Linked DNA regions of Homo sapiens: regions 1 and 3 are each linked to region 2. A link is a loop called in an ENCODE intact Hi-C map of the cell type or tissue named here. Cell type or tissue: mammary epithelial cell. All regions are shown on one strand. Links, peaks and the distances in the headings refer to the core of each region. The heading gives the core; the rest is flanking DNA.

Evidence for each region. Peaks named below come from ENCODE experiments on the same cell type or tissue, not always from the same donor. Only the 100,000 strongest peaks of a DNase experiment are listed, where the experiment ranks them.
Region 1: it touches region 2 in a loop (2.8-fold over the local background); 2 of 110 quality-filtered maps call a loop at or near these places.
Region 3: a loop joins it to region 2, with 6 times the contacts of the local background. A loop is called at or near these places in 3 of 110 quality-filtered maps.

Annotation. Positions count from the first base shown.
Region 1 is chr14:28,737,899-28,748,626 of GRCh38, forward strand. It overlaps FOXG1-AS1 (FOXG1 antisense RNA 1), which reads right to left. Exons shown (of 7, transcript NR_125758.1): 3 at 3,936-4,061; 4 at 829-946. Among named protein-coding and RNA genes, the nearest start is that of FOXG1-AS1, 22 kb to the right of the region's middle. In mammary epithelial cell, for the core only: no CTCF peak of the experiment used is centred there; a DNase peak (open chromatin) is centred at 6,433; H3K27ac peaks cover 1,937 bases.
Region 2 is chr14:28,649,035-28,659,762 of GRCh38, forward strand. No RefSeq gene overlaps it. Among named protein-coding and RNA genes, the nearest start is that of LINC02300, 41 kb to the left of the region's middle. In mammary epithelial cell, for the core only: no CTCF peak of the experiment used is centred there; DNase peaks (open chromatin) are centred at 2,257, 3,957 and 4,667; H3K27ac peaks cover 3,639 bases.
Region 3 is chr14:30,217,158-30,227,885 of GRCh38, forward strand. No RefSeq gene overlaps it. Among named protein-coding and RNA genes, the nearest start is that of PRKD1, 290 kb to the left of the region's middle. In mammary epithelial cell, for the core only: no CTCF peak of the experiment used is centred there; a DNase peak (open chromatin) is centred at 6,384.

The sequences.
Region 1 (10,728 bases), core at 1,572-9,571, 89 kb after region 2:
GGTGACCAACTTTTTAAAAAATATTTATTAGAAAGTAACATGTAGCATTTTAAAAAATCATCTAGATCTTTTTCAACAGGAAAATATACATAACCAGTCTAGATTTTTTTATTTTATTTTAGGGTTCACATGACATATAGGTGAATTGCTTCCAAACTAATTGATATTTCAGGAAATGCCTAGCTTTTCTTTAATAGAGTAAAATGTCTTTTATTACCCAATTCAAGTTAGCTTGAGATAATATTCTGAGAAGTAAAAATAATTTGAATTTATATCCAGTTATAAATGATTGGTTTCAGAAGTTTATCTGAAAACAGTTTTTAGTAGAGGATAGAGTGAGAGAAAAAGTAAAAATGAGACAGGTATTTCTTCAGATGAAATGGTATAATTTATCTACTATTCAATTTTGTTAGGATTGGTTGGCTCCACTGCAAATGAAATAGTAGTAAAAAGAAAAGAAATCAGCAGATAGTTGAAATAGCCAAAGAAGGAAGCAACACAGCATTGTTAACAGGAGATTTGTGATTAAATTTACAGGCTAGAATTAGCTAAACATTGAGTATACATGGACACAAAGAAGAGAACAGCAGACACCAGTGCCTACTTGAGGGTGAGGTGAGAGGAGGAAGAAGGTCAGAAAACTACCTATCGGGTCCTATGCTTATTACCAGGGTGATGAAATAATCTGTACACCAAACCCCCATGACACACAATTTATCTGTATAACAACTCCATATATGTACCCCTAAACCTAAAATGAGAGCTTTTTAAAAAATCAGCTTTATATGGAGGCAGTTAACCACCTTTTATGTTTTTTCTAGGACTTACGCAAGGAGCTCAGTTTCTTCCTCTGAAATTTATCCCACTTGATCTTTGATAGCCGAAATTATTTTGTTAAACTGACAATAATCCAGGATATTTAACATCTCTAAGCCAGTTTTCCCGTCTGTAAAATAACAAAAAATAACACCTACATTATAAATTCATTTTAGGGTTAAGAAAATTATATATGTGGACTGTCAACAAAATTCTTAGCATATATTGATAATTTTTTTTGTTTTTCTTTTCATTCTTTTAACATTACATAAAACGTAAATATTTTCAGATACTTCCTTTGCCTAAGCCAAATACCAGAATCCAATAAAATATTAATAAATACATTACACAATTACTATGAATGCATCAGCTTTGTTTTGCCAAATTTTCATTATTATAATAAAGGCTTAACATTTGAAGTATGCTTACAAATTTATGCCACAATCTTGAAAAGGTTTTACAGATGCAGAAAGTGAAATGCAGATTCATTAAGAAACTTGTCCAAGGTCACACAGCTGGTAAATTGAAGAGCTGGAGTTTTTACACAGGAAATCTAACTCCAGAGCTCATGGAGGTCAATTTTATTTTCATAATAGTCTATCTGGACATAAAATTGCACAGCCCTAATTCTATATTTGCTATCCCACAGTTCTTACAAAGATCCACTTGGCCGGGCGCGGTAGCTCACACCTGTAATCCCAGTACTTTGGGAGGCCAAGGCAGGAGGATCACGAGGTCAGAAGATCGAGACCATCCTGGCTAACACGGTGAAACCCCATCTCTACTAAAAATGCAAAATGTTAGCTGGGCGTGGTGGCGGGCGCCTGTAGTCCCAGCTACTCACAAGGCTGAGGCAGGAGAATGGCGTGAACCCGGAAGACGGAGCTGGCAGTGAGTGGAGATCGCGCCACTGCACTCCAGCGTGGGCGACAGAGTGAGAATCCGTCTCGGGGAAAAAAAAAAAAAAGAAAAAAAAAGAAAAAAAAGATCCACTCTACAGCTGGGTGTGGTGGTGCCCATCTGTAGTCCCAGTATTTGGGAGTGCGACTGTAGTGCGCCATGGTCATGCCTGTGAATAGCCACTGCACTCTACTAGGCAACAGAACCAGTACTCACCTATTAAGTAAATAAATAAAGGTCTGCTCTGAACCTACGTCTTTATAATCCCCTTATTACACACAGCCTTCTATTCACAATTATTTTCATTTCATCTAATATTGGCATTATTATGTTTATCAAATATTGCCACAATTAATCTGAGTCAACTTTCTTAGGGTAAGTATAATAAAGGAGATGTTTTTGAAACTATTAAACTTCAGAACTGAAGGGAGTTAAAAACAAATCTGCAATTTTACTTTTTGCTTCTAAATTGGGCATTACCCTTAACCAATTAGAACAGATTAAACAGCAAGGATTTAAATCTCAGTTACTCTGCCAAGCCCATCATCTTACAAAATTAACTATTTAAATGATGCATTTTATGAACATCAGCTCCACAAAATTATAAGAGAATAAAGTATTTTCTTATATTTTCTTAATGAACAGGGACATTTCATTAAGACGAAATATTGCCTTAATGAACAGGGACATAGTACATTAGGCAAAAGTAGAGAGAGACTAGGCTTTAATTATAAGCTGTCCCGTATTTTATTTTAGCTTTTTTAGGATTATCATTCTATTATTTTCTGGATTTCATTACTAATTTTGAGAAGAAAGGTAACACTCTTATTTTGCCTTTAATTGCTCCTTTGAAGGTAATATATATTGTTTGATTATCTGTTGGCTGTTTTTAAGGTTGCTTTTTTTCATCTTTGGTTTTTGGAAGTTTTATTGTGATGTGACTACATGTGGTTTTCTCTGCCTTTATCCTATTTGGCGTTCTTAGCATTTCCTGTCTTCATATTTTTACTCAATTTTGGAAATTTATTCTGTAGTATCTCTATTATTTTTGCCTCATCTTCTCTCTGATCTTTCTGCTTTGGATCAGATCTTTATCACTAACATAAATTCTTTCAACAGGCTTCTAACTGTCCTCCTGGCCTCTAGTCTTTAAATATACCTTCTTTACAAGATCATACTATTTTCACAATTAGAACATTCAGTGCCTCTAAGATAAAAGTCCAGTGTCCTTAGTAGAGTGTATCTACAAGACCCTCCATGATATGACACCTAGAAATTATCTCAGCAGGCTAGACACAGTGGCTCACGCCTGTAATCCCAACAGTTTGGGAGACCAAGGAGGGTAGATCACTTGAGGACATGAGTTCAAGACCAGCCTGGACAACATGGTGAAACCCCATCTCTACTAAAAATCCAAAAATCCAAAAATTAAAAATTAGCTGGTCATGGTAGCGTGTGCCTGTACTCCTAGCTACCCTGGGGGGCTAAGCAGGAGAATCGCTTGAACCCAGGAGGCAGAGGTTGCAATGAGCTGAGATAGCACCACTGTACTCCAGCCTGAGTGACAGAGCGAGATTTGAGACTCCATCAAAAAAAAAAAAAAAAAAAAAAGCAAATTGTGGCCCTACTGTTTCTAGTTTGTTACTTTAACCCTAAAACAACCTGTTGCTGCTTATAGTTCTGACTCAAATTCATACTAGGTCTTAGCGATACATCTTATCTCTCCTGAGACAGCACTAAAATAAGAACATAAATGCACAAAAATAGAATTAATACGTAACTAAGAAGAATGTAGGAAAGAAGTTTTCAAAAAATGAGGAATAATAACAGATTTCTAACAACTGGAAAATGCAGAACAAACTACTAAACGGAATTAACAGTAAAGATCTAGAAAATAAAATAGAGAACTCTGTTACAGTGTAAAGCAGAAATGCAGAGTCAGAAAGCATGAGGGAACAGATAAAAGACCTATAGAAGTGGTATGGACGCCCCATATCTGAGTAATAGAAACCCAAAAACAACGTGAATACAGAAAATGGAGTAGAAGAAATCAACAGAGAACTGATAGAATCAAATTCTTCCAAGTTGAAAGACATGAGAATTTAAAGTGAAAAATGCCAAGTGGAATGTAAAGACCCCTACCCAGAGATAATCATAAAAGCTTCCAATATTAAAAACAGGTTATCTAAAAATAAATGAGTTATCCAGGTGTGGCTTACACCTGTAGTTCCAGCTACTTGGGAGGCTGAGATGGGAGGATTGCTTGGGTCCAGGAGTTCAAGGCTGCAGTGGGCCATGATCACACCACTGCATTCCAGCCTAGGGGACAGAGTGAGACCCAGGTTCTATTAAAAAAAAGAGAGAGAGAGAAAGGATTAGTTTAAACTTATCACCAACACTGAATGCTAAGAAAATAGACCAAAACCTTACAGTTTTTGAGAAAATATTTTTGACTTAAAAATGATATACACAGTTCAATCACACGCATACAGATACACACACATACACACACACATACACACCAGAATAAAAGCATTTGGTAATATGGTATGTATTTACCACATACCTTTTAAAGAAAATAAATAAAGAAATTAAAGAAAATAAAGAAAAATAAGAAACGAAACAAGAAAAAAAAGAAGAAAATAAAGAGAAGAAAGAAGAGGAGAGACAGGAAAAAAGTGTGGGTCACACCCAGGAAAGCAATGCAGGATATTCCTGTATGGCAGGAAGGATTGATGGTGTCAGGAGGAAGGCATGTGAGAAAAGACCTCCCCATTTGAGAATCACTGGGAGAATGTGTGAAAAACGCAATAAAGACATGTTACCTCTTTAAAACAATAATGTGCTAATATAGTGAAGCCAAAAAAGACAGAGACAGAAAGAAAGAAAAGTTGATGGCTAACCTAAAGAAAATAAAGGAAGAAAGTTGTGTAAAAGGCTACGATACAAATGGAAAAAAATTAAATCTCTGGCATGGTTTTAAGCAATTGATAGTGAGAAAAGAGAATGTATTCTGTCATAGCACAATGCATGACTCAGCATAGTCATAAAAATGTAAATTTCCAGACTTAATTCATGGAGAAAGGGTGAGAGATTTGGTTGCTGTTTAATTTCAAAGTACAAATTATAATAGTCTTAATAAAATAAAACTAGGTTAGCTAATAAATGGTGGGAACTAAGGGAGGTAAAAGGTGGATGAAAGAGTGGGGATGATAATATCTCATAATGTGTTAGGGTATTACTATTATCACAAAAGTAACCTGTGGAAGTAATGAAATGATAAATAACTCTAAACCACCCATAATAAGTATAATATAATTAGTATCATGAAGGAATCACAAAAAGAAATGCAAACGAAGTATTTAAAACTCTAGCCTGGGCAACATGGCAAAACCCTATCTCAACAATTTTTTTTTAATCAGCCAGGTATGGTGGGCTGCACCTGTGGTGCCAGCTAATCAGGAGGCTGAGGTAGGAGGATCAGTTGAGCCATGAGGTCGAGGCTGCAGTGAGCTGTGATCGCACCACTGCACTCCAAGCTGGATGATAGAGTGAGACCCTGTCTCAAAAAAAAAAAAAAAAAAGAAAGAAAATTTTAAAAAGGTATTTAAAAGAGTTCACAGCCGGGAATCCAAACAGCTGTTGAAGAGAAACAGTTCTGTTATTTTTATCGTAAGCTCTTCTAAATTATTTATTATTATGTTTTCATGTACAATATCGATAAATTTTTAAGATAATTTTTGAAGACAGAGATTTAATGACATTTCTTCCATGAAACAATCTGAAGACTTAAGTGGCTTTCTTCTGTACTTCCATAGAACCCACCCAGTACATACCTCCAGTGTGGCACTGATTTTATGCTATACATATGACTGTGTGTTCATCTCCTCCACCAGACTGTGAGTCCCATTGGAGTAGGAACTAAATTTTATTCAACACTCTGTCTTCATCACCTCGTGTAGTATCTTGTACAGAGTAGATAATGATTAAATGTTTAGTTAATGAGTAAATAATCAACCATATTGCACAGTCTATATTAAAGTTAATATTTAAATCCGTTATGGGAATTAATAGATATTCATCAGATACACTACTGAATTCCTTCTTTACATCATTGCATGTTTTAACTTTCTAATAACAGTATAATGGGATAGAGATAATGTAAAGCTACATGTTTCCAAGCCACCAGCATTTTATCAGACACCCCAAACTTGAACCATTAATGTAATATTCAAAATTCTTCACAACTAGATTTTGAACACTATTCTGAAGTTGGTTACAAGTCCATCTGGTTTTAAATCAACTTATCATGTTCAAAAATGTTAATATCTCTCACTAGCTCACAGCATGACACTATCAGCTTTAATTTGGTATTATTTCATAGCAATGTTGCAATTAAAATTTGGTCCACATTGATCAGTAAAAGTTAAAGGGCTAAATTAATTAATGGAAATAGTAAAAGGGCAAAATATTAATATGATGACACAACCTAAATCCTTAGAGTGTAGAGAGGCACTGTTATTTTGAGATTATCCATGTTGATTTGCAGAAGAACAGAAGGAGAAATCTGTGAATAGAACTGAATTTCAACACACAAAATTGTATGTCAACATTTTTTTAAATAATTACTAAAAATGATGACCACAAGTGAGTCTCATTATAGATGTGAAACTTCTGACTAACAGACCTAACAATGACTAAAGACATTACAAATAAGCTGTGAAGAAAATGTACAGCAGCTGTATTAGAACTATGCCTTCCAGGTTGGTGTGTGGATTTATCTCAAAACCTAATAAAAAACCATGACTCATTTTCTGTTAAAGTGCATAAAAAGCTTTATACACCATATCATATCAAGTAGATAATTTTTTAACTTTAAAATATTTTTCTGATAAATGATAAATTTTATTTGAATACATAAGAAACAATATAATATTCAAATAATTCAACATATTTGAATAATATATGGCAACTTAAGATCAATCAAAGCAGTTGGTGACAGGGAATATTCTTATCTTTGGAGGGTTTGCCTGACTTTCAGAGTTCCAACATAAACCCAATCCAGAAATAAAATTAGAGAGTCTTACATTTGCTATTTATAAACCTCCATTACTTACAGTTCACTTGCTCTTGAGAATAAATTTCAGGGTTACACGTAGCAGGTGTTTTGAACTCCATTTTAGATAGACAGAACATGAGAGAGGGTAGAATAAGAAACCAATGTCAAAGTTATTAAGTATTAGAATGAAGTATAGGATTTGGGTCTTTTGAAGTTCTATAGTCTTTCTACTAACTGCTAACTTCCAGCTCTTTTCAGCTACTAAAATACACATATCCTATCAGGTCTCAATTAGGAGTTATTTTGTAAAATACTTAAATGTGTTATGAGCCATGATTATAGCCTACCTGCATTATAAGCATCAAAAGCCCCTTTTATTGTCAAACTGCAGTCCATCAACCATTAGTAGTTGGTAAATAGCTTAGTGAGTCTCAACCAGTAAATTTTTAAATAGAATATAATAGAATAGAAACTATCAGAGTGTATCACAAGTAATAAGGGTATTTTGGAAAATTTTTTGTTTCAGCTGTGTATGTGTGTATGTAGATACATGTATTTGTGGCCTAGGTCATGATGTGTGTTTCTTACTGTGGGTTGAGGGAAGAGCATACTGAAAACTACCACTCTAAGACAGATAACAAGATTAAGAACTTAGGTCAAGTTGGAATTCGTTTACCAAAGTGGTTAATGGGTTACTCAATAGAACTGAGAACTTCACAGGAAGTTTTCAATGAAGGAAGCCTGGGAAAAGAGAAAATTACAGTGCATGGCTGCTGACTAAAATCCTGAGAAGAAGATTGCAGTGGGGAATGTGGAACAACCATAGGGCAGCATGAGTTGCTGAGGACTAGAACTAAGGAAGCTGAAAGCAGTCACACAGAGAAACAGTGATTTGAGTTAGCAATAATTTCACCTCTGTATATTATAGAACTGTGTCAGCCGGGCGCAGTGGCTCACGCCTGTAATCCCAGCACTTTGGGAGGCTGAGGTGGGTGGATCACAGTACAAGAGATCAAGACCATCCTGGCCAACATGGTGAAACCCCATCTCTACTAAAAATACAAAAATTAGCTGGGTGTGGTGGCATGCGCCTGTAGTCCCAGCTACTCAGGAGGCTGAGGCAGGAGAATCACTTGAACCCAGGAGGTGGAGATTGCAGTGAGCTGAGATCATGCCACTGCACTCCAGCCTGGCGACGGAGCAAGACTCCATCTCAAAAATAAAATAAAATAAAATAAAATAAAATAAAATTAAATTAAATTAAATTAAATTAAAAACTGTGTCCAGGGATCCTCTCTTTATGCATATCTAGATATAAAATAAAGATGTTACATCTATATAAAAAGCAAAGATATTAGTTCCTGCCCTTGCTTTCTTCATAAGTGTACCAAGGGATAGGAGCTATGAAAGTGCTTTGAGTTTGTCAAAATAAGTCATTGTGATGGGAGTTACCTGCAGCTCATGAGGAGCTAAAGCTCAGGATCACTTGACCTCTCTATACAGCACAGCCTTAGAGTCATCAGAAAGCCAGTTTTAAAGAAAAGCTTGTATTACTTTATTCTAATAATTTACCATAGTGCTTGGTAGGTCTTCAATTTATGCTTTTCACTTTTCTCTCCCCCTTCTCTCCTTTTTCCCCCCTTTTTACCTTAAATTCCATGACCAATCATTGCAGTGACTCCTTTTTGCATCCCCAATTCCCTTACCTGTCTTGTTCAGAGTCATTTGTCTGAATCACAACCCTGGTTACATATTACTTTCTGTCTTGCTAGTTCTGAAGGCCCTGAAACTAACATGACTTAGGAAAACACACAGCATGTAAACTGGTTTCATTTACATTCATGAGCATGCATTTCATGTATGTCCATAACACTGTCTGGCAATCATATTAAATTTGCCTGGTCTTTTACTCTCCCACTCTTCTTGATGGCGTTTTCATGCCTAATCTTTCCTACTCATATTTCAAGCACTTCCATTATCATGCTCAGTTTTAGCTCGCTTCCTAGTCCATTGAGAAAACTGAAGTAATCAGAAGAGAATACCCACAACCTACAGAATCCATGTACTTTGCTGTCCCCCTGGAATGAAAGATGATTATCAGTACTCCCACCTAAGTCCAACCATCTCACTTGGTCACTTGATCCCATCTCACTTCCTCCAGCAATTCTACCCCTTCTCTCCTATGCCATCAGATTTTACTTTTACCTCTCTACTGTATCATTTCCATCAGCAATTAAACATACTTTTCTCCCATTAAAAAAACCCTCTCTTGGCTCCACCTCCTCTCTAGCTAATGTTTCTTCTCTTGCTTCCCTTTCCACAAACCTGCTCAATAAACTGTCTATACACTATCTCAAATTTTTCTTCCCATTCATTTTTAATCATCACCCAAGAGGCTGTTACCTCCACCATTCTAACAAATCTGTTCTCCTCATGATTACCAATGACCTTCGTATTGCTAAATCCAGTCAATCTTCTCTTCTCATTTTACTTGGCCTATCAGCAACATTTGATGCAATTGATCACCAACACTCCTTTCTTTAGCTAATCAAAAGGGTGATTATTCAGATTATGATGGATGGATCTGTCCTATAGGAGCTGAGAGTGACCTTAGTTGAGAGGCAGCAAGAAAACAGAGGCCACAGTCCTACAACCACAAGGATCTAAATTCCATCAACAACCTGAATTCCAGATGAGAACCAGAGCACAGTCAATACCTTCATTTCAGTTTTGTAAGTCTTTGAGCAAAGGACCCAGGTAGTTTGTGTCTAGACTCTTGATCTGACCCACAGAAACTGGAAAAAAAAATAAATTTATGTTGTTTTAAGCCTTAAATGTGTAGTAATTTGTTAGGCACCAACAGAAAACTAATACACTCAGTGATCTCCCCTGGCTAACATATTTGAAATTGCAAGCACTTTTTTTGCACTTCTTATCTCCTTTATTCTTCTCTATTATATTTTTCATGATACTAACGTATTTTGTTATGGTTTCTCCGTCAATTGCAGAAAAGCAAAGGTTTTCATCCATTTGTTCGCTATCTTGTTCAACTACAGTTTCTGGCATGTAGTAAAAGTTCAACAAATATCTCTTGAATGAATAAAACTAGTATTAAGTACATGAATAAGACATAATAGTATTTTTCCTCAGAATACTCAAGTTAATCATTTATATAATTTAAAAAACTAGGTATACAAAATTCTTAGCTATATTTGATATTTAGTTAATAAAACTTTACTTAGTATTTAACTCATTTTAGATATGTAAAATACTAATATTAAAGTAATAAAAATCATTTTGCATTTGTAAATTTGAATACTGTAAACAATAATAAAAATGTTCAATCTTAATTTTGGGCTTACCATTTGCCTGGTACACTTCAAACTATATTCCTTATAAATTTAATGCATTTTATCCTCAGAAAACATTATGAGAGAATTAGCATTATTAACCCCATCTTATATCAAATAAAAATAAGGTACAGAGGTTTAATAATTTACTCAAGTTCACATAGACACAAAGTGATAGATTCAAACCCAGGTTTTAAGTTTCAAGCTCATTACATTTTCAATATCTGAATATGCATAAAACTTACATTTGTGTATAACTAAATATTGTAAATAGGCTAAAAAGACCAATAAAAACTATAAAAGATATTTGAGCCAGATGACAAACGGTTAATATTTTTATCTAGAAAAGCCCTTAAAATTAATAAAAATAGCACAAAAATTCAAATAAGCAATGCACAAAAGACAACAGAAAGATCATAAAAGATGAAATTTAAAATGTAATAAATATTTGTAGAAACTTCTTTCAATCTTGCTGGTACATAAAGAAAAGTACATTAAAGCTAGTTATAGGTATTATATTTCTCCTTTTAAACTGGCAAAAGAAAATTTAAAATTTGGTGAGGGTTCATTAAGACAGATACTTTTTTTTTTTTTTTTTTGAGA
Region 2 (10,728 bases), core at 1,534-9,533:
CAATTGCAAAGTTTGAAGCAAAGGGGTGATATAATTAGATTTGCAATTTTGAAATATCACTTTGGTTTCAAAGTGGAGGATAGAATGGAGAGAGCAATGAGAGGAAACTAGAGAACCATACCAGGCTGCTGCAAAAATCAAGGTAAAAGCCTCTAACAATCTGGACTCGGTAGCGACAGTGGGGAAATAAAAGGAAAGTGGAGAGACTCCAAAGATAATCGAGAAACAGACAGAATGGGGAATGATTGGCAGTGGGGATGACAGAAAGGGAAGAGGGGGTGGCGGACTCTGCCTGATTACTTTTTTTTTTTTTTTTTTTTTTTTTTTTTTTTTTTTTGAGGTGGAGTCTCGCTCTGTAGCCCAGGCTGGAGTGCAGTGGCGCCATCTCGGCTCACTGCAAGCTCCTCCTCCCGGGTTCACGCCATTCTCCTGCCTCGGCCTCCCGAGTAGCTGGGACTACAGGCGCCCGCCACCATGCCCGGCTAATTGTTTTTATTTTTAGTAGAGACGGGGTTTCACCGGGTTAGCCAGGGTGGTCTTGATCTTCTGACTTCGTGATCCACCTGCCTCGGCCTCCCAAAGTGCTGGGATTATAGGCGTGAGCCACTGCGTGTGGCCGATTACCTCTAATTTCTTTGAGCAGTAGAGGAGCAGCTTGTCTCTGGGATGATCCTACAAGTAGGGAGAGCAGGATGGCGAGTTTTCCAACACAGGCTTGAGGAGTGCAGTGAATGTTTTAGAGTGTCATCATGAAGAATGTGATCTAGGCCTCCCCACGAAAATATAAAAAGGCTATTGGTCAAATTTCATTGCCCGATTGAATGTGGAGACCAGATTCAGAATGGAACCAATAAAGGGACTGTGTTTTTTGGGGGGTTTTGTCTGTCTGTCTGTTTGTTTGTTTTACCACGCATTTATCCTCTTTACCCTGAAAACATGTTCCTCTTTCGTCAGTGATTCTTTTTCTATTTTTTACATTAATAAAGAAAATTCCATAAAATTATAATGTACAACATGGTGTTATATATGTATACTTTGTGGAATGGCTAAATCAAACTATAATTACTTCACATGCTTATTTTTTGTAGTGAGAATGCTTAAAATCTACCATTATCATTTTTCAAATATATAAGACATTTGCTATTAGCTATAGTCACCATGTTGTACAATAGATCTCTAGAACTTATTCCTCCTGTCTACTGGAATTTTGTATCCTTTGACCAACATCACCTCAATCCCATCCCCTCAACCCTTCTCTTGCCTCTAGACCCTAGTAAGCACCATTCTACTCTGTGTTTCTATGAATTTCCCTATTTCAGATTCTGCATACACATGCGATCATGCAGTACAGTCAGCCTTCCATATCTGTGAGTTCCCCATTCATGCAATTAGTAATCCACAGACCAAAATATTTGGAAAAAATATATATGTGTATATACATATTGTTACATCTGTACTGAACATGTACAATCTTCTTTCCTTGTCATCATTCCCTAAACAATACAGGATAACAATTTACATAGCTTTTAGATGGTGTTTGGCATTATAAATAATCTAATGATGATTTAAAATATATGGGAGGCTTTGCATAGGTTATATGCAAATACTAAGCCAATTTATATAAGAAACTTGAGCGTCTGTGGATTCTGGTGTCCACAGGGGTTCCTGGAATCAATCCCCCATGGATACCGAGGGATGACTGTATTTTGTCTACTTTGTATATGGATAAAGAAAATGTGCTACGTATACACAATGAATACTATTAAATGATAACTTTCTTAATGAATGGCATCACCAAGCATGCAACTGTCCAAGCCAGAAACATGAGATCATCCAGGACTCAAATCCTTACTTTCTACCTCCTTCATATTCCTCAAATTCATCTACATCCCTGCAATTCTACTGACTCTACTTTGTTATGGGACACCTTTAGCACAACCTGGATTCTTATAACAGTTTCATCCTAGAGTTTGCCATTAGCCTTATTCTCTCTAGTGTTATAAGGTAACCCTTTACCTCCAGCACACGTGGCTGCTTGCGACTATTACTGTCATTCCACATGGGATCATTACAGTTAAAGGAGGTAATAAGTGCTCCTTAGAGAAAGTTTGAGAGTCCACTTTCTCCCTCTAACACTTACTATTACTCACTTATCTCTCATCAATCAGTTATCCATGTCGTGACCTGCTTAAGAAGAGGAAGGACTAAAGTAGAATAAGGCAATGAGAGTTGGAGCTAGACCCATTGCTGAGTATGAGTCACAAAAATTTCTTGCTAATTTTTGCTATTTTACAGAAGCCACAGGCAGAAGTGACTGGAGAAATTACTCAATATGCTGAATATTGAGTCGACTGGGAAGCCCAACCAAAAAGACGCATGCAGGGACACCATGGGGAGCAGAGGAAAGTGCCTGCCCGGGCTTTAAAGGACAACTTGAAAGCAGAGAGCTATGCCTAGATGTGCCCGAGTTCAATTTTATGATATCAGCTAAGTCTTTGGTAGTTTGTGGTGAATACGTCTTTATTAGTCTCCTCACATGACTTCTGTTTGTCAGACACATTGCTCTATCGTGAGAATTCAAATATGAGTAAGACACTGTCCCTGCCATCACAGACTTGGTGGAGAGGAAGCTGCAAAAGAGTCAATTCTTGTAGATTCTGCAAAAATATTACAATAGAAAAAAAAATACAGCCATGCTTTGTTTTACTGCACTTCACTTTACTGCCTTTCACACGGTTTACAAATTAAAGGTTTGTGGCAACCCTGCTTCTAGCACGTCTATTGACACCATTTTTCCATCAGCATGTGCTCACTTCCTGTCTGTGTCATATTTTAGTAATTTTTGCAATATTTCAAAAAAATTTATTGTCATTATATCCATTTTGGTAATCTGTAATCTGAGGATCTTTGATATTAACATTTTAATTGTATTGGGGTGCCATAAACCACACCCATAAAAGATCGTGAATTAATTGATAAATGTTGTGTGTGTTCTGACCGTCCCACCAAAGGGCTATTCCCCCATTTCTCTTGCTTTATATTTGGTAGTCTGGAATGGAACACACAGTATGTCAGAGGTATGCCTATAATGTCCAAGCTGAATCCTAAATGATTATTAAGGATTAGTAACTTTTTATCATGAACCTCATGTACCCCATCTATAAAAAATATGCATTTATGAATTATATACATGCATTACCATCAACAATTAATGGATAATAAAACACAAATTACACACAAATAGTGAGGTTAATTGTTAAGAATACTATATATATATATATATATAATCAGGACCAAAAAAGTGACAAATACACATGTGATCATTCTGCAGGTAATAATATAGGAACGGCATTCATAAACCAAATTATCAGTTGGTTGGAAGTGAATACAGATATTCACACCTGCCTTATTTTTCCATACTAAATGACACCATTTTCCCATATCTTAAAACACAGAATGTGAAAAGACAAATTGTAACTTAAATAAATATTATATGTAACAACTTATTCTAATCTTTTTGAGAACTTCTAGTTTCCTGGCCAATATATTGTCTAATTGTCTGTGTTTTGTGTGACTAGAAAACAAAGCTCATACAATAGTTGATATGTCAGTTTCGTTCTTTTTTGTCACTTGCTTGTTCTTGCAATAATAGTATTAAATTGTCTTCAGTTTACAGTTTCTATTTAGAAAACCCTTTATGACCTTTCCCCATTTTGTAAGGATCAATTTATTTAGAATAAGAGTATAACCCATAAACCCACTTAACTTGGCATGCATAAGCTACAAACATTGCTCTGCACAGTGCTAACAAGAAAGAGGCTTCTGCCATGCCCTTTCCCCATTGTGGAACTTCCTTTCTTTTTCAAAATCCCTCAAGGGCATCAGTACTTAGTCAGAGTAAACATTTATAACGTTTTACTCATTCTTACTTCATAGATAGAAATGTATAAATAAGAACTGCATATTTTCTTCCCACTTTTTGATGGATCACCCTGTGCAAACCCTGTGATACACAGCATGAAACCATTATGGTACAATTTAGCCAGGCATTGGACAAAGAAAGCAGGGCATGCAAACTTCCTGAGGCAAGAGGGAACATGGTCTTTTTGAAGAAGCACTACACTGTGAGCTTTGGCGTCAGAGCTCCTGGTCTTTGTTTGGGCTGTTGCTGTGAACAAGATATTTGCATTGTCACTGTGTTAGTTTTGTGTCAATAAATGAGAGTGATAGTGTTTATTTGATAGTGTTAAGGTGGCATTTAATAATAATAATGTAGCAAACTAGTAAATTGGAATATTAATCCATGTTATTTTCTTTTTCTGAATTCCTTATATGTGAATCCCCTCCCACCCCCGTAGGTAAAGAGTTTCACTATTGTGTTAGAGAGAAATAGAATTTTATAGTGCAAAAACAAAACAAAAAAGATCAAAATATAATCACTGTTTGGTTTCTTTTATTTTTTACTTGTAGAACAGACGTTTTAGAGTATTATTTTTAAAAAAAGAAGAAGGTTTTCACAGCCAAAGTAATAAATATGGAAAGAGACTGGAAGAAGAATTAGATCATTCCACCCACACCCCCTTGAGAAATCAAGGTGAGTCACCTGTATTGATGTGGGAGGGATGGAGAGTTGGTGAATAAGGTATGGCCTTATTGGACATCAAAGGTGGGAGAAAAGGGAGCTGAATCTGAGATGAGTAGGTGGAGAGAAGTGAGGTCAGCATGCGCAGATGCACAAACACTCTGGGAGCCGCATGGAAGCTAAGCCAACAGCAAGAAACATTACTCAGAGTAACATTTACTCAGACAGAGAAGACATGCTGGCTGTACCTCTCCTCACAGAGGGGTGTGGGCCTCTGGTCATCAGGTCCCTTCATGAGAATTTTCTGAGCTCAGTGCAGACTTCCTGGGTATTCATGTGCACTCTTTTTTGAAGGCCCGGAATATTCTAAGTTTCCCAAAATTAATCTGGAGGTCTTTAACATACAGAAGGGTAGAAGTGTCATAGAAGGAAAACCCCAGCATTGAGAGCAGTGCTTGAGTAAACTGGACAATGGGACATTCCATTCTACTATGGCAACAATCATAATGAGAAAAGTGACCAGCATTTTATAGAACATCTACCATTTTATCAGGCAGTGTACTATTAAACACGTCATATACATTGCATCTTTTAACCCAGTTCTTAATCTCTACACTACACTGTTCTTAATATCTACACTCTACTGCCTCCCAGATAAAATGACAAAACAGATTTAAAGTATTTATATGTATATGGTGCTTGCTTATGATTTTCACATTAATATCATGGAAGAAGATGGTTGAAAATGGGGAACATACTGGTTATCTGCTGTAATACCAAAAGAGTAAAGACTGTGTCAGAAACTTTTAAGACTCAGATATCAAAGTTCAGAAACGTTTGTTTTATTTTTCTAGATGTATTTTTTTAATTCACAAATAGTTTAATTTTCTTATTTCATGGCTGAACACAAAGAGATAGGTCAGGAATTGAGAGTTTCTCTTCTTTCCTTGTTTTTTATTCTCTAGGTTAAAAGACAATAAATGCCTACTAAGGCTTAATGTTCTCATTCCATTTGTTTCACCTGTCTTCAAGATACTTTGACTCATCTCTAAATCTTTTCTCAGCATTTTCCCCTTTGAGGTGTTTGCTATTTCTCAGGTATCCATTGATGGGAAATAATTTTTACTCCTCTTTGGTCCAAAGCAGGAGCCTGACTGTGACTGAGGGGTGAGGTTAACTGTGTGAGGGTGAGAAATCAGTAACCCTGCGATGGCCACACATCTAAGCCAAGTCCTCCAACCTATATCCAACTTCTGGATATATCTCTCAAATGATTCCAGAGTAGGCATTTATTGATTGATCTGCCAAAATCACATAATACAAAGCAAAAAGCCAGAACAGTAGTGTCTGTTTTAAGAATGTTTCAAAATTATACTTAAACATTATGAAATTGTATCAATATTGTAGAGTAGTGTTATATAATGTGCATTCATTCTTCAAGCATTTATTGGATCACCATCACGTGCTGGACTCCAAGGATATAAGAATGAGAAAACATACAATTCTTATAATTCTGGGGCTTGGTGTGTAGTAGGATAGACAGATATTAATATTAATCAAAGAGCCAAAAATAAATGTGAAACTGCCAATGGCAACAGTCACTAAAAAGCAGTGTTACATGGTACTTTGAAAGCACATCACAGGAGAACTTGACCTACTCAGCAAGGCCAGGTAAGGCTTTCCCAAAGAAATGGAAATTGAGTTTAAACTTGAAGGAAAAATCTTCCCACTTGAGGGGACTAGTATACACTCAGCATCTACGTTGTAAGTCCTATTTAAATCATTTCTTGGCTATGACCACTCCCTTTCTATATAATTTTGTTTAAAATGAAAACAAAGCCACAGATATACACATAGAGATCACAATGGACTTAAGAAGTTCCTTTCCAAAGTAGCTAACATGGCAAAATGTCTAATTCCGAAATTAGCTAAGAAAAATCTTGCAAAAAAATACCATCATCAATTGACCAAAAATCAAAGGTCGTTAGCCTGGAAATATAGGAGTTAGAATGTCAGTGAAAGGAAAGCAGTTAGCATACTATAACTAGCAGCAGACATAAACAAAACATTGGAAAAGGAAATTGTTTGAGTATTTCAACCTTTCTGATATGTGTTTGTTTTTCAGAATTCCTAACTATTCTTTGTGTTTAGGCATAGCCTGAAATAATGTTTTCATTAACTTCCACAGACTTATTTTGACACAAAAGTGCTAAACTATAGTTATTTTCCAAGATGAAACAATTTCTGCATCTGCATATACAGGTGCACCCAGCAAATCACTGAAACCTAAAGCAAACTTTTAAAAGCCATGACCTATGTAAAACAAAACTGGAATCTTTTTCTCAGAAATCCATGCTTACAAAAACAGCTTCTAAAATAAGTGTTATTTATGCCAGGGGAGCACCATGGTGCAACTGTGGTATTTATATGTTCCTTTAAGGTATTGTTAATTTTTCTATTTCTAAACTCCCTACATAGTTGCAGACTGCAAGAAGATTTTGATTATGTAATAATTTGTAAATGTAATAAAATGCTATTTTGAAAGCACTGTGTGCCCCCCGCCCCCCAATTGTTACCTCTTCTCAAATGACCTAAATAAATTTTATCAATGAGCTGTTGCTCCAATTGCTATTTACCAAATGATAAACTTGACCTAAAAAAGAAACTTTAATAAAGCCAAATTTAAAATCGCTGTGTTTCATTCTCATGCAAACATGACATTTAAATTAATAGCATCTATCTCCTTCCCTTAGGACATATAGTATAATTTGAAAAACTACATATGTATATTCATTTCTTCCTTTCTTTTTCTGGTTCAGACACATTGTTATTGAGAATTTAAAATACTGTCCTTGCAGTTCCTTTTCATCTTCACCAAGTTCTATTTAAAAATTAACATGGTTTTAATAAAGCCCATTATGTCTTTAATGAGCTATCAAGAATATAAACAGGTAACATATTATCTTTACTCCATAAGCAAATAACATCTTTGATGCTTTTCTTTTCTAAACCAGTTTGGATCATAAAAAAGGAAGCATGGTTTGCATGTTTCACCTGTGTCAAAAAGTATCTCAGCTTCTGTGACATTTTGAAAGCTTTATAAGCAAGAGAAATGTTGCATATAAATGATATCACACCCTATGTTTTAGCTAGTTATGCCTCAATCCTGTATTGATTATGGGCCATATAACTTCAGGCAGACAAAAGAAAAATAATCCCTATCATGTTGAGTGCCGGTCTGTGGTATTTATGAGTACCCTGCTGGGTTAAATGACTTACACATCTGTCAGGTGTGCTACATTATAGCCACAGGAAAATCTCAGTACAGGTTGTGTGCCAGGCAAAATTCTTTGTCTCAGACCTTGTCAATCCTGCTGATGGATGAGTTCAGTATTCTAATGAATAAGATTCTAAATATGTTTATACTTTGCCAGATCTCCAGATTACATCAGGAGGAACAAAGCTCAGGCAATTGGAAAGAATACAATCATTTTTGAAGGACAGTGCTTCTCCTGACTCATACAAATGTGTGAGTTTTAAGCTATCCTGATGAGATGGTCTCCTACCCCTTTGTAAAGGCTACCTTACTTCTAAAGAGCTTTACTTACTGTTACCTTTATATTGTGCATAGTACAATGTCTACAATCAATGGGTTTGCAGACATATTCCTAGTGAATTATATTTTAAGCTATGCTAACAGTGGCTAAATCAGATGAAATTGTTCCAGTAGGTTGGTACAAATGTGTTCCATTTAGATAATGTATAAGTGATAAATCCAACCACTTTTTCCATGACCTTTCACATTCTAATTTTAAAACTGAATGGTTTTTTAATTGGTTTTAGGAAGAGCATCATAGAAAATATATCCCCTATTACATATCAACTATTTGCCTTTACAGTTATATAATATTCATATCACAGTCTATATAAAGTTATAAGTCCTTCCTCTAATAACAATGTTTTAAAGAGATTTAAGATTTTGTGAAACTAACATTTGATGTTTACTGTTTTTAAACTTCACAGAATATCTACCATGAATTCTTTTAAATTCTATTTCAAATAAGGCAAAAAATCACATCATTAATAGGGTATAGTGTGACAAACAAAGATAATGAAAATGATGAGACATTGGTTAGAAATTGCAAATCAATTTCCTCTTTTTAAAATGTTGTACTTACTGAGTATAACATTTGCAGAAACTCACTAAGAATATAACTTATTTCCAACAAGACAACCATCATTTCCATTAATACCCTGAAAATTATGAAACTTACATATTTAGCCTTTATGATTAAACCAACAGAGTTTTGAGGTTAATAATTTAGCATTTCAGATGGTACCCAACTTACAGTGGTTCAATTTAGAATTTTTCAACTTTACAATGGTGCAAAAGCGATATGCATTCAACAGAAACTGTACTTTGAGTACCCATACAGCCATTCTGTTTTCCATTTTCTGTACAGTATTCAATAAATTACATGAGATATTCAACACTTTATTATAAAATAGGCTCTGTGATTGATGAATTTGTCCAACGGTAGGCTAATGTAAGTGTCCTGAGCATATTTAAGACAGCCTAGGTTAAGCTATGGTGTTCTATAGGTTAAACGTATTAAATGCATTTTTGACACATGACATTTTCAACTTATGACGGTTTTTTTGAGACATATCCCCATTGTAAATGAGGAGAACTTGTACGTGGAAAAACAAAAATTCCAGTAACACCTATGGATAGTAAGTATAGACATTGTTAATCACGAAAGGAGATTTGAGTTATTTATTTATTAACCCATTTATTCATTTATTCATAGTATCATAAATACTGTAGAAAGCAGGCTGAACAAAGTAGACACATTCCTTCCTCTTGTCACTTAAAAAGTTCAAAATCTATAGTGCCACCACCCACATCTATTAAAGGGCATCCTCCTCACTACACTGCAAAATCCTAAATCAGTTGACGTATACGTGTAGTCCAAATCTGGTCTTTGTATTCTGTACCAGTAATAGAAATATGAACAAAATACCCATAATAGAAATATGAATGAATAACTTGATCAGGCACGTCGCAACAGAGGCTATCCACATAGCCAATCAACATGTGCAAATTTCACCAACTTCATTAGTCATCAGAGAAATAAAAGTTAAAACATTCAATATTCTCCAGAATGGCTAAAATGCAAAGGAGAGACAATAAAAGTATTGGAATTGATTTGGTGGAAATGAAACCTGCTTACATTGCTAGTGGAAATATGTATTTGTATATATAATCAGTATAAAAACTTTGGGTAAGGCTTTCTAAAGCTGATTATATACATCTTATGACTCAACAATTTGCTTTATAGATATAAACAGACCCAACAGGAAAAAAAACTCATATATAAAAACTCACTAAGAAGTACTATTCGTAATAGACACAAACTAGAAACATCCCAAATAACCAATAGCAATAGAATGGATAAGTATATAGCAGTATGTTGATAAATGGAATTCGCTTCATCAATAATAATGAACAAACTATACACAGAACATCATACAACTCAATAGAAAAAAAAAAAACCTGATTTTAAAATGAGCAAATGACCTGATCAGACATTTTTCCAAAGAAGACATACAAAAGGCCAACAGGTACATGAAAATATGTTCAATATCACTAATCATCAGGGAAATGCCCATCAAAACCCAAATGAGGTATTGTCTCACACCTGTTAGTATGGCTATTATCAAAAAGTCAAAAGATGTTAAGTATTGGCAAGGATGAAAAGGGAATCCTTGTTCACTGCTGGTTTGAAGATGTTTAATTCTGCCAGGGACTTAGTGTAGACCCAGGTGCCGCCGTAGCCCCAGCACTATGAGGACAGCTGAAAGGAGGGAAAGAGCCCCAGTAGCTCTACCACCTGCATGAGTCCAGTGAAACAGGACACTCACACAAGTCAGTGAATGCAGATGTATTATTTACAGACAGGCAGCAAGAATAAACAGAAGCCTAGGATCCATGGCAAGCCAGTCCCCCAAGACTCAGAAAAGCAGCTCATGGCAGATGAAGCTCATCTGGGCTCACTGAGTGTAAGCACTGGAGAACATCCTGTTCTCTAAGCAACAGAGGCACGGATAAGGATAAGGTTGTTATCCTTATCTGAAGATGTCAT
Region 3 (10,728 bases), core at 1,805-9,804, 1.6 Mb after region 2:
ATGATGTCCAATTTATGTGGTTTGCTGCTGAGGCTGGATGCCCATGTCGTTTTCAGATTAGGAAGTTTTCTGGAATAGGATCTTCCATTATACCCTAGATGAGTGATGAAGATGAAGTAAGAGGACAATCCAAGAAGAACTTTTTGACATTGTGATTAATGCATCAATTTTGACAAAATCATTTTGATGTAGCTACTTTGACATCAAAATGGCACTTTCAATATGTAAGATCACTATTTTTCTTGTCATTACTAATTAACATGCAAAATCAATATCCTTGATCTTTACTACACTCTTAACTGTCAACATAATGTGTATTTTAAAACACTGAAAGTCAGAGGCTAAAATATTATGTCAAAACCATGTTTCCATGACAAAAAGTTCCTAGCATCAAAATGACTGTGCCAAAGCAGCCAGGTGTAAATCTCATGACAGAATTGCTTTGGGGTGAACTGGTGAGTATGGTATGAGAGGTGACAACAGAGCTCTGAGGAGAAGGCAGTAACATATCCATGGGTCTCAACTGGTAGCACAGACACCCAAGAGGAATCATGGCCAGTAGATATGGTTCTCAATGGAGAAGGTATTAGAGGTAGACTCGTAAGTCACTGGTCCCTCTAGCAAGTGGTCTTCTTTTGTTTTTTTGTGTGTGTTTGTTTGTTTTTTGAGACAGAGTCTTGCTCTGTCACCCAGGCTGGAGTGCAGTGGTGCGATCTCACCTCACTGCAACCTCCGCCTCCCAGGCTCAAGCAATTCTCATTCCTCAGCCTCCTGAGTAGCCACGGATGTTCTTTATGAGCTTAAAATGGATGGATAATTGGCCCCTGTGCAAGGGCTTAAGTTGCCTAATGCTCCTGTATCTATCACAGGCCCAAACCTGGCCATGAGTATTTATTCCTCTATCCTCCAAAGCTAAAAGCAATAATGGGAGAGAACATCCCAGCACCTTGGGAGGCCATTGTGGGCAGATCACTTGAGGTGTTTGAGGCCAGGAGTTTGAGACTGGCCTGGCCAACATAGCAAAACCCTGTCTCTAATAAAAAGTACCAAAATTAGCCAGATGTGGTGGCGCATACTTGTAGTCCCAGCTACTCAGGAGGCTGAGGCATGAGAATTGGCCAGGGGTATTCTTTATGAGCTTCAAATGGATGGGTAATTGGGCCCCTATGCAAGGGCTTAAATTACCTAGGAATGAGTATTTATTCCTCTATCCTCCAAAGCTAGTAGCAAAGTAATAGGAGAGAACATGGACAAGGGGGCTCTAACAGCATGATCATCAGCTTTATCAAGAGTGTGTTTTGTATTTCTTCCAAGAAAGTTTCTTGCAGATAGCTAATTTATTTTTTACCCTATCATATTCCAGCAGGTCTGTAACTAGAGTGGTACCCTGTACCCCATAATTGCTCCGTGTTAACAGTTCACAGATGAGTAACTTGTCCCTGGCAATTCAAAAAAGGCTACTGTAGTTTGAGATGATAGATATCCTTTTTCTCTAATAGAAAAAAAAGATGTGTGGGTAGGGAGGGAACATTATAAAAAAAAATTTTTTTTCATGTCATTTATTTGTTTACTTGTTTATTGCCTACCTCTCTCACCTCATTCTCATTAGAATGTTGGCTCCATGAGAGCCAGGACACTGCTTCTATTCATTGATGTTGTCCCAGTACTTTGCACATTGATTGGCACACAAATATTCAATAAATAATTATTAAGTAGACAATTATTTTTCCACCAGAGAAAGAGGGTCCCTTTGGACTAACAGTCCCAAAAAGGAATGGTTTGGTCCATTCCAAAACAGCTTTGTGATTAGCTATGTTTTTCTCTGGGCCTTTTACTGCTCAGAATCCCTGCCAGGGAAGAAATGCTAAAGCTCCCATCTTTTAAATATGTAGATCCCTGACATTTGGTTGCTTCATGAATTTTGCATTGCATAATGACAAGTGTTTAATTTTATAAACTGCTCCTGTAATAGATCATTTTCAAGGAGAGGCATAATCTGGAAATGCAGTGTAAAGTACTGTTGCCGAATTAGACAAATGTCTTCCCCGAGCCAGCGATCCTTTCCGTAGTAAATGTTTTCAAGCATTGACGGATTGGAAGCCATGGAAATAGTCTCAACACCCAGCTGGCTGACTGAGTCAGAAATGAGATGGCCCATGGATGCTTCTCTTTTCCAGGCTGCTGTGTACCAACCCCAGAGTATCTTGGGAGTAGAGAAAATAAAAACAATTGACTTGTTTCCTAAGACCCAAATGGACTTGCTCAGCCTGATTTTGAATTCTTTTTCCATTGCCACAAAAATTGAAGGTAGAGGTAGAAAAAGGGAATCGTGATTTCTGGGTTCTAAAAAGGATAGTTTGGTGCTTTATGGTCTATCTCAAGCATATATGCAATACCATGAGGCCAAAGAAAATGTCTCTAGAAAAGCTCGTGGTGATTTGAGGGTATAATGGGAGGAGAAGCCACACCAATGGGCCAAGTTATGGATAATCCATGCTTTGTGCTCCATGTTTCTGTCACTGTTTGGCCTCAGCAAACTCACTGACCCTCTCTGTTCCTTGGTTTCCTTGTACAAAAAATATGCTTAATATGCTTAATAGTGTTCCCTATTTAACAGAATTCTCATTAAGAAAGTTGAGATTAGCCTGGCCAGCATGGTGAAACCCTGTCTCTACTAAAAATACAAAAATTAGCCAGGTATGGTGGCAGACGCCTGTAATCTCAGCTACTTAGGAGGCTGAGGCAGGAAAATTGCTTGAACCCAAGAGGCAGATGTTGCAATGAGCCAAGATCATGCCATTGCGCACCAGCCTGGGCGACAAGAGCGAAACTCTGTCTCAAAAAAAAAAAAAAAAGTTATGAGATTAATCTTCAAAAGTCAGTGGTTGTAAAAACTGTATGGCTGTAAAAAAAATGAGGCTAGTTTCGTAAACTATATACAGATAATTCATTACAAGTATTTCAAGCAAGAGCATACTGATTGTGAGGGCACTGTGTAAGTTCAATAGGAACAATGAAAAGAAATTGGTGTGTCAAGGGTTAAATATGTAAATTCATAAGGAAGATGGGCCCAATATATTTAGTATGGCTAATAAAGAAAAGAGTTGTACCCAAAGAAACTTGCATCCAATGGCAGTTATCCACAGCCATTCCTCAGGGAAATCTATCAGTCAACAAGGCAGCCCCATGTAGAAGACAGAATCATGAACAACAATCAAGATACCTGAGTCTAAATAATTTTTATGCAGTGACATCTCATCTCAGGCATCAGACTAAGCATGCTACAAAGATGATTTCATTTAATCCTTACAACTATCCTATGAGGATGATGGTATTAGTATCCATGCTTTATAATTGAATATATTTTATACAGGTTAGGAAACTTGCCAAAGGTCACACAACTGGGATTCAAACTCCAAAAGTCAAATTCCAGGGTCACACTCCTAAGTATCATACCACACTGTTTCCTGGTAAAATAATTGCTGGTAAGTCACTTACGCTGAGTTCTTACACCTAAGGTTGGGTTGATATAATCTCTAAAGTCTTTTCCATATATAAAATAAAAAGCTTATTTAACATAGCACTAGATTGGGTAAGCCAATCTGTTTCTTTGGCAGAATATATCAACATATCCTTCTTTGACAGAATACATATATATTGATATGATAGAATACATGTCTATGTATATATTGATTTGATAGAATACGTGTGTGTGTGTGTGTGTGTGTGTGTGTGTGTGTGTGTGTGTGTGTGTATTTCCAGCTCTGTTTGTTACTGTGTCCCCACCACTGGTTGAGAGCCCATCTGTGCAGCTCAATGGCTTGCACAGCACTGATAAGAACTCCATAAATGGAACTGGCCAGGGACATTTTGGACTCATGCTTTTTGATGCTTTGCTAATTGCATAAATTCCAAACTCATGCCATCCAGGCGTCACTGACCTTTCCTGCTTCTAAGAATTCTTCTCCGGTTTTGTTGATTCCTGCCCTAGTTTCCATAGCAGCTGCTCCACATATTGTCTCCCACTTTCCAGTACCCAACCCCATTTAAATCCCCTCTCACATCTTACCCCAGCAGTTCATCTTTCTTTCAGCTTTTCTGAGACTGGTGTTCCTAGAACCCTTCTTTTTCACTTGACAGAATTTCTTTAAATGTTCATGATTCCTTTTCTCCCTCCCACACACTTAAAGGGAAGCAGCATCCGTCTTTCTTCCTCCGTCACTCCATCTTATTGAATCTTGTTATATTATTTCTCCTTTCTCTTATGAATTCCATCTCTTGTTCTTTTCCCCTTTTGTCTAGGAACATACTCAAGCCAGGGGGTTATATCAGTACAGGACTTTTAACTAACACTGTTGAAGATATCCTATGTGCCAGATATTGTATTAGATAATATGCACATGATACTGTATTTAGTCTTCACAGTAACCTCAAAAGGTCGATTTTATAATTGGCATTTTGTATGAGAGGAAATTATGCTTAAACACATTAAGTAACTTGGCCGACGTCATGTACGAAATAAATGGGTAGTGCCAGGATTTAAACCAAGTTTCATTCCAACTTGCATGTTCTTTCCACTGTATCTCACTTGTTTCTGAAACTAAATAAATAAACCCTTTCCTGCAACCCTGCTGCGTTAAGCTCTCATTTTGTCTTTCACTGCCAAACTGGAGTTAAATACTGCAAGCATTTATTAAACATTAGTTATGTTCAAGTGACCGTGCTATATACTTTCCCCGGAGGAAAGACAAAGATAAGTAACATCATCCTTAGCTTCCAGAAGCTTACAACCTAATAACCTAATCCGGGTATCAGATATGTAAACAACAATAAAATGAGACAGGAAGAAGTGCTAAATAAAGTTACCAGAATCCTCTGAGGATACAAATAAAGAGAAAATAACTCGAACTAAGGGACGGTCAGAGCAGAGAATTTCATAAAATAGCTTTTGAGTCATTCAAACCACTTTCTATTGACCTGCAATTCAACCTTGGGAATGTGTCTTCTCCCATCTCTTCCTTTGTGTTCTCTCACTCCCAGCCTACACTATCACTGCACCTTCGAAACTGATCTTCCCACCTCCAACTTTTCCCACTTCAGTCCAGCCTACAAAAGATCCTTGCTGCTGAGTTGCCCTCATTATACCCAACTCAGATTCACCACTCCCTGAATAATACTTTGTGTGGCTCCCTGCTGCCTGCTAAGTAGGAATATATTTATTTACTTTATCCTCAATAATCATAGGCCAACCATATGAAGTTGTTATAAAGATCAAACAGATAACATATGGGCCAAAAGTGTGAAAACCACAAATCATTTTAAAGATAACCTAATGATTACTATATTATGTATCCTACACTTGGACCAGTGTCTGTTTCCTGAACCCAGTCATGGCCGTAGCTCACTGCTGTTACTATAATGACCTCGTTCCTCCTTTCTAACTGTAAAATTCTATTCTATATGTCTCTCAAGGCCCAGCCATAAAAGCTACAGTCTTAAGAAAACATTTTCTCACCTCTCAATGAAAATGTCCTCTGGCTTCTCTGGACATCCTCAGAGCTTTACTTCCAACTTTTCCAATGCGTGTGTCACAGCAAGCCAAATATTATAGATGGTTGAGCATATGTTACAGTTTCCTTGGTTAATTGAAAGCTATTTTAAGGCAAGAACCATTCCATTCATCTTCACAAGGTTTGTGTGCCTAGCACAGTGCCTTACCTAAAGTAGGCACTCAAATATCAATTAAATGGAAGATTAAAACAGGAGGTTATGTTACTCTGTACTGAAATAATTTCAACAGGAGCAAAGGGAAGAATTTTTCATCCATCCTTTTCTGGGATTTAAAGCAAGGCATGAGGATGCAGAACATGCACACCCATACCAAATAACACCAGCGTAGTGGCCATAATGGGGAGGAGAAAAACCCAAATTGACTGGCCCCAATCTTGTGTCTGCCCTTCCAATTCTTATTTTTCAGGACCGAAGAGCCACTGGAAAGCCTAAATGGCAATCATTAGATTTGCCATCTTTCTCTCAGAAATTCAGAATTCAGAAATGGGAGCTATTTTGAAAATCAAAATGAGTAGCTGAAAGTCTCAGCTAAAAGCACACATTTTTCTATTACTCTCCTCGGTTCTCTCTCTCCCTCTGTGCTGTTTATCTCAAGTAACTAGGGGAGCTTGTTTAAGTGAAATCTTGTTATAAACAGTTAAGTCGAATGATGCTACTAGAAGAAGGCTGGGCACAGAGAGATCTGTGACCATGGTCAAAGCCAAGAGTCTCCTTAGTATAGTCCAGAGAGATCAGTTCACTTGGCCCCTCCAAGCTGGTGGTGACTCAAAAATCAGGCAGAAAGCCAGAGGATATCTGGGTTCTGACTCATGTAAACAGGAAACAGTGCCAAAGGCCTCCAGCCAGCCCCAGGTGTGCAGACTGCAGACCTGCACTGGCTTCTCATTGACCTGCAGTTGGCACAGCGTTATCTACAGGCTCTGTCATTATTACTGCCATGACTGTGTCATGTTTGGAGAGCAGATGCCTCCTCTCCCCACTGTCACTTGGAATTCACAAGAGGGCTGAAAAGCATGCCTGATCAGCTTAGGCAGCGGAATTCTCTGCTCTAGCCAGACTTTCTAGATTGATATCAGCTTTTATTATCTTATCATCTTTTCTCAGAAAATTCAAAACGTTTCTCATTGTCCCAATCCCAGTTACTCTACTTCCCACATAACCTCTAGCAAATAATTTACATCTCTAAAATGCCCTGTCTTTTACCTTTGCAGAAGCTGATAAGATAGTCAGAGATGGTGTGTAGTCCTTCTCTTTGTCCATATTGTTAACAATAAAGTTAGTTCTCAAAGATGCACAAAACCTCACACCTGGGAACAGAGTCACTGTAAGGAAATACAACTTTTATCTAAGTTCATTTCTGTTTACCTTGGCTACCTCCCATTTTTCACACTCCAGAAAGAAAAGAAAATTCCCAATCAGGTTCTTGCCAGAACCCTAGTACAGGGCAGGAATGAGGACATGGGCAGTGCCAGGGCAAATTTTTGGCTCCATGGTTGCAACTTGGCAGCATCGCCTTCCAAACAAGAAACAATTGCATAAACTTATATGGTTTCAAAAGGTTTAAATGTTTGCCAGGCGTGAAAGGGAGAAAAAAAAAATCATTTCACAGAATTCCAGCTCAGCGGTTCTAAAAATGATGAACCTTCTAGCTTCCAACTATCTGAGACCCCTGCCCTCTAAAATTTCCTGCCACATTTCTTGGGACCTCCTACATTCTCAGGAACCCTGGTGGCAATTGTTTTGCCTAAACCATGTCTAAAGAGTCCTTGGAGACTGTTATAACCACCCAAGTCCTCTCTTCCACTAGGAAGCCACCTCTCACTCTCCCATCTTAAGGGATACCCCCTTAAGATACCAACCTAATGGGGGTATCTAATGCCTGGCTCTGCCTCCTTCCTCCTACCTGAGGATTGCCTTCCATTTGGAAGGCCTGAGCCATAAGCCATGCAGACCAAGCATTTCTGAGCTTCTCGTGGTCTCTTCATTAGAGGATTTATGGAGCTGGATTCACTCCGAATATCCTATTATGTTCCTCAAGAATTTTGGTATCCAACAGGGAAGGGAGAAGATTGGAATTCACCTACTTGGCCCCAGAGCACCTCTTCCTCTTAGACAGCTGGGTAGAAAACATCTTGCCACAATGACTGAAGCCTGAGGTGGCCAAGGATAGGGTTTGTGAATGCCACACAGCCTGGCAGCACTGGCTGAAAGTGCTCTGTCTCGCCTATAAGTGGAGTGATCGAGACACACTTGGAGATCCATGGAATACTTTTTCTTACTATTTACTTGCTTATTTATACCTACTGCTCTGTGTTCTGAAAAGGATATGAGATAGACTCAAAAATAAATACAGTAAATCATGCTAAAATAATAAGAGGCAGTGAGGGTCGAGTATTTAAAAAAGAGTATAAAAACGATAGAAAGCCAGGGGAAAGATTAGCACAGAGAAATACAGGCTATAAAGTTTGCACAGCTCCTAGAGGTGGGCTACAAATGTGGCTGTGAGCTTGTGAGCAGCCAAACAAAGGAAAATATGACATGATTCATAGTGTCTATTATATAAAAATAACACAGTTGCTATCAAGAGACCAGGCCTTTCCTAGTACTGAGATCAGAGAGGAATGTCTCCCCGGGGTCCACATCAAGAGAACATTGTGTGCTGCACCTGAGACAAATAGAGCAAATTTCATGTGACTTTGCTTCCCAACTTCTGTCAGTCTAGAGGATGACACAACAGCAAAGCACAGCTCAATGGTTTTGCACAGCTGTCCAAAATCATTCTTGAGAAGAAAAAGTAGTAAATAAAATTCTTAAAAAATCTCCTGGGAGGGTAAAATAAGATGCTCAAATTATCCAGCTCTCTTGTGGTCTCAACTGATCCTATTGGAAAATGTTTAAATATCTGGAGAAATGAGCAATATGGAAACTCTTCAAGCCATTCTGTTCTTCAAGCCTTCAAGCTACACTATTTCTTTCAGCTGTGAGCATTTGGTAAGAGTTGGGCGACAGAAAGTTTGAGATTATATTTTCAGCAAAAACCTGAGAAGCCAATAGTCGCTCATTAAGAACAGAGCGATAAATTTTGGCTATCAACTAAGCTGAGGTGAGAGTTGGGGGGAGGATCAAGTCACCCTATTTAAAAAAAAAAAAAAAAAAAGAATGAGAAGAGTGTTTTCTATGATATGAGGTAGACCAGCTGGCCATAAGTAGGTAAGCCAAGCAACTGTGGCAACCCAGGACCAAGGTAATTGTGAATTAGATCTCTATATCTTTAAACTTAAGATCTAAAATCCTTGGTTAATCCCAGCTCCAACCAAGCAGATAATACTTTCCATTTTTCATGGATATATTTTAAGAATGACTGTATTTTAATTATAGGCAAGATGATATTTCAGGACATTTAAGGAAAGATATCTATAGCTCTTAACATCTATTCAGGGGAATTTCAAAGTATTTTAGGTTCGTTTAGTATGAAAGTATTGAAGGTGCTATGTAAATGTAGGTTATTATTACAATTTAATGACATTCCCCTCAAGCAAAAATTGCTAAAATTTACAAAGTGCGGAAAGAAGCGCATCTACTTCCTATTTTTCAGGGGTAATTAATTAACAAGCACATAAACAATTTACTTAGCCACAGGAAATTAAAGTAATAATAATAAACATATGGGCCTAGAAATCCAATTACAGAAGGTCTCTTATTTGCCCCAATGCAGGGAAGAAATACAGAACTAATACCCCCAAACCGCCACACCTCCTGCCCCATGCTTTCTTCCTCCACAGGCACAACACACACCAAAGAGAGGAGTGCAGACTCTATTGGGGTTGATACTTCCCTCTAACATAAGACACCCATGAATAAAATCTATGTTGAACTACGAATTCAACCCTACCAGAAATGTGCTCTGTCTGTGAATCTACTGAAACGAAACCGCACATACTGCACACTGGCCATTCTCTGCCATCCCTGCAAATGGTACAAGAGACCAGTAACCCAATGGCACCAGAGGAGGTTAAATTAATCCCCCAGTTTTTTTAATGTAGCAACTTGTATTTGACTTTGGAATGCAGTCGTTTTATAGTTTAGAATTGTTTTATCCTAGATAAAGCATGTAACTGGGAGAGACAAACTAGAATGACAATAAACAGAGCAAAATAGTCCAGTCTTCCATGAACCATTTGCCATAGTTAATCTACATAGTGGGTAATCAACCTTCATAGAAAATGGATAGCTGTCTCGGTTTAAAAGCCCAGGCAAGTTTATACTAAGGTGGGCAATCATATAGGTATGAATGGAAGACAGTTACATACAATTCCATTTGAGTTTGTCTCTAAAATTGTAATGGCTTTCTCCAAGTCCAGTCTCTCAAATGTGCTCCTCGCTGGTAACATTTTTCCCTCTATTTTGAATGTGTCTATAATAACTGGAGCTGGTTTAGTGGTCACCACATTAATCCAAGAATAAGAAATGAAAAAAAAAAGATTCATTTCCTATTCTACAATTTTAAATACAAATTAACAAAAAATAAAAGCCCCTCTAAATCTCCCTTATGGGTTTTCATGGTTCAGAAATACGCAGAGCACTTGGAAGCAATAAAAGAAATAACCTAAGAAAATTAAGCAAAATGAATTTGCAATTAGTTTGTGAAATTGCGATAAATGCATTTTGAAAGCAAAGAGTAAAATGTAACTTTCTTCAGTATAATTTGAAATTGCCTTTTGTGCTTAATATAGTTCACTTATAATTAGATGAAGATTTTGTTCTGGTTTGAAACATTCAAAGTTCCATCTTGAGATTGCTATGTACTATGTACACAGAACTTTTCAACAAGAAAGTCTGCTGCTGCCGCTGCCGCGTTTGCTTTGACAGCCTTTATCCCAGTTTTATAGAAATGAAAGAGTGAAAGAACACAGCTGGTTTGAACAATGGAGCATGTTCAACATTAGGCCAAACATTTAGATATTGCAAAATATTGCAGGCTATATTTATAGCTCTTAGCAGGTTTTTGAAATTCATGCTGATACTGCCTTACTCCTGCTTATTGGACCAAATTGCCATTTGATGATTAAATTATCTTTTGGTGTTTTTTTTTTTTTTAGTTTCTTTCAAAGGTAATGGCACTTAGACTAACCTCTTGGCACTATCAAAACTGTGATA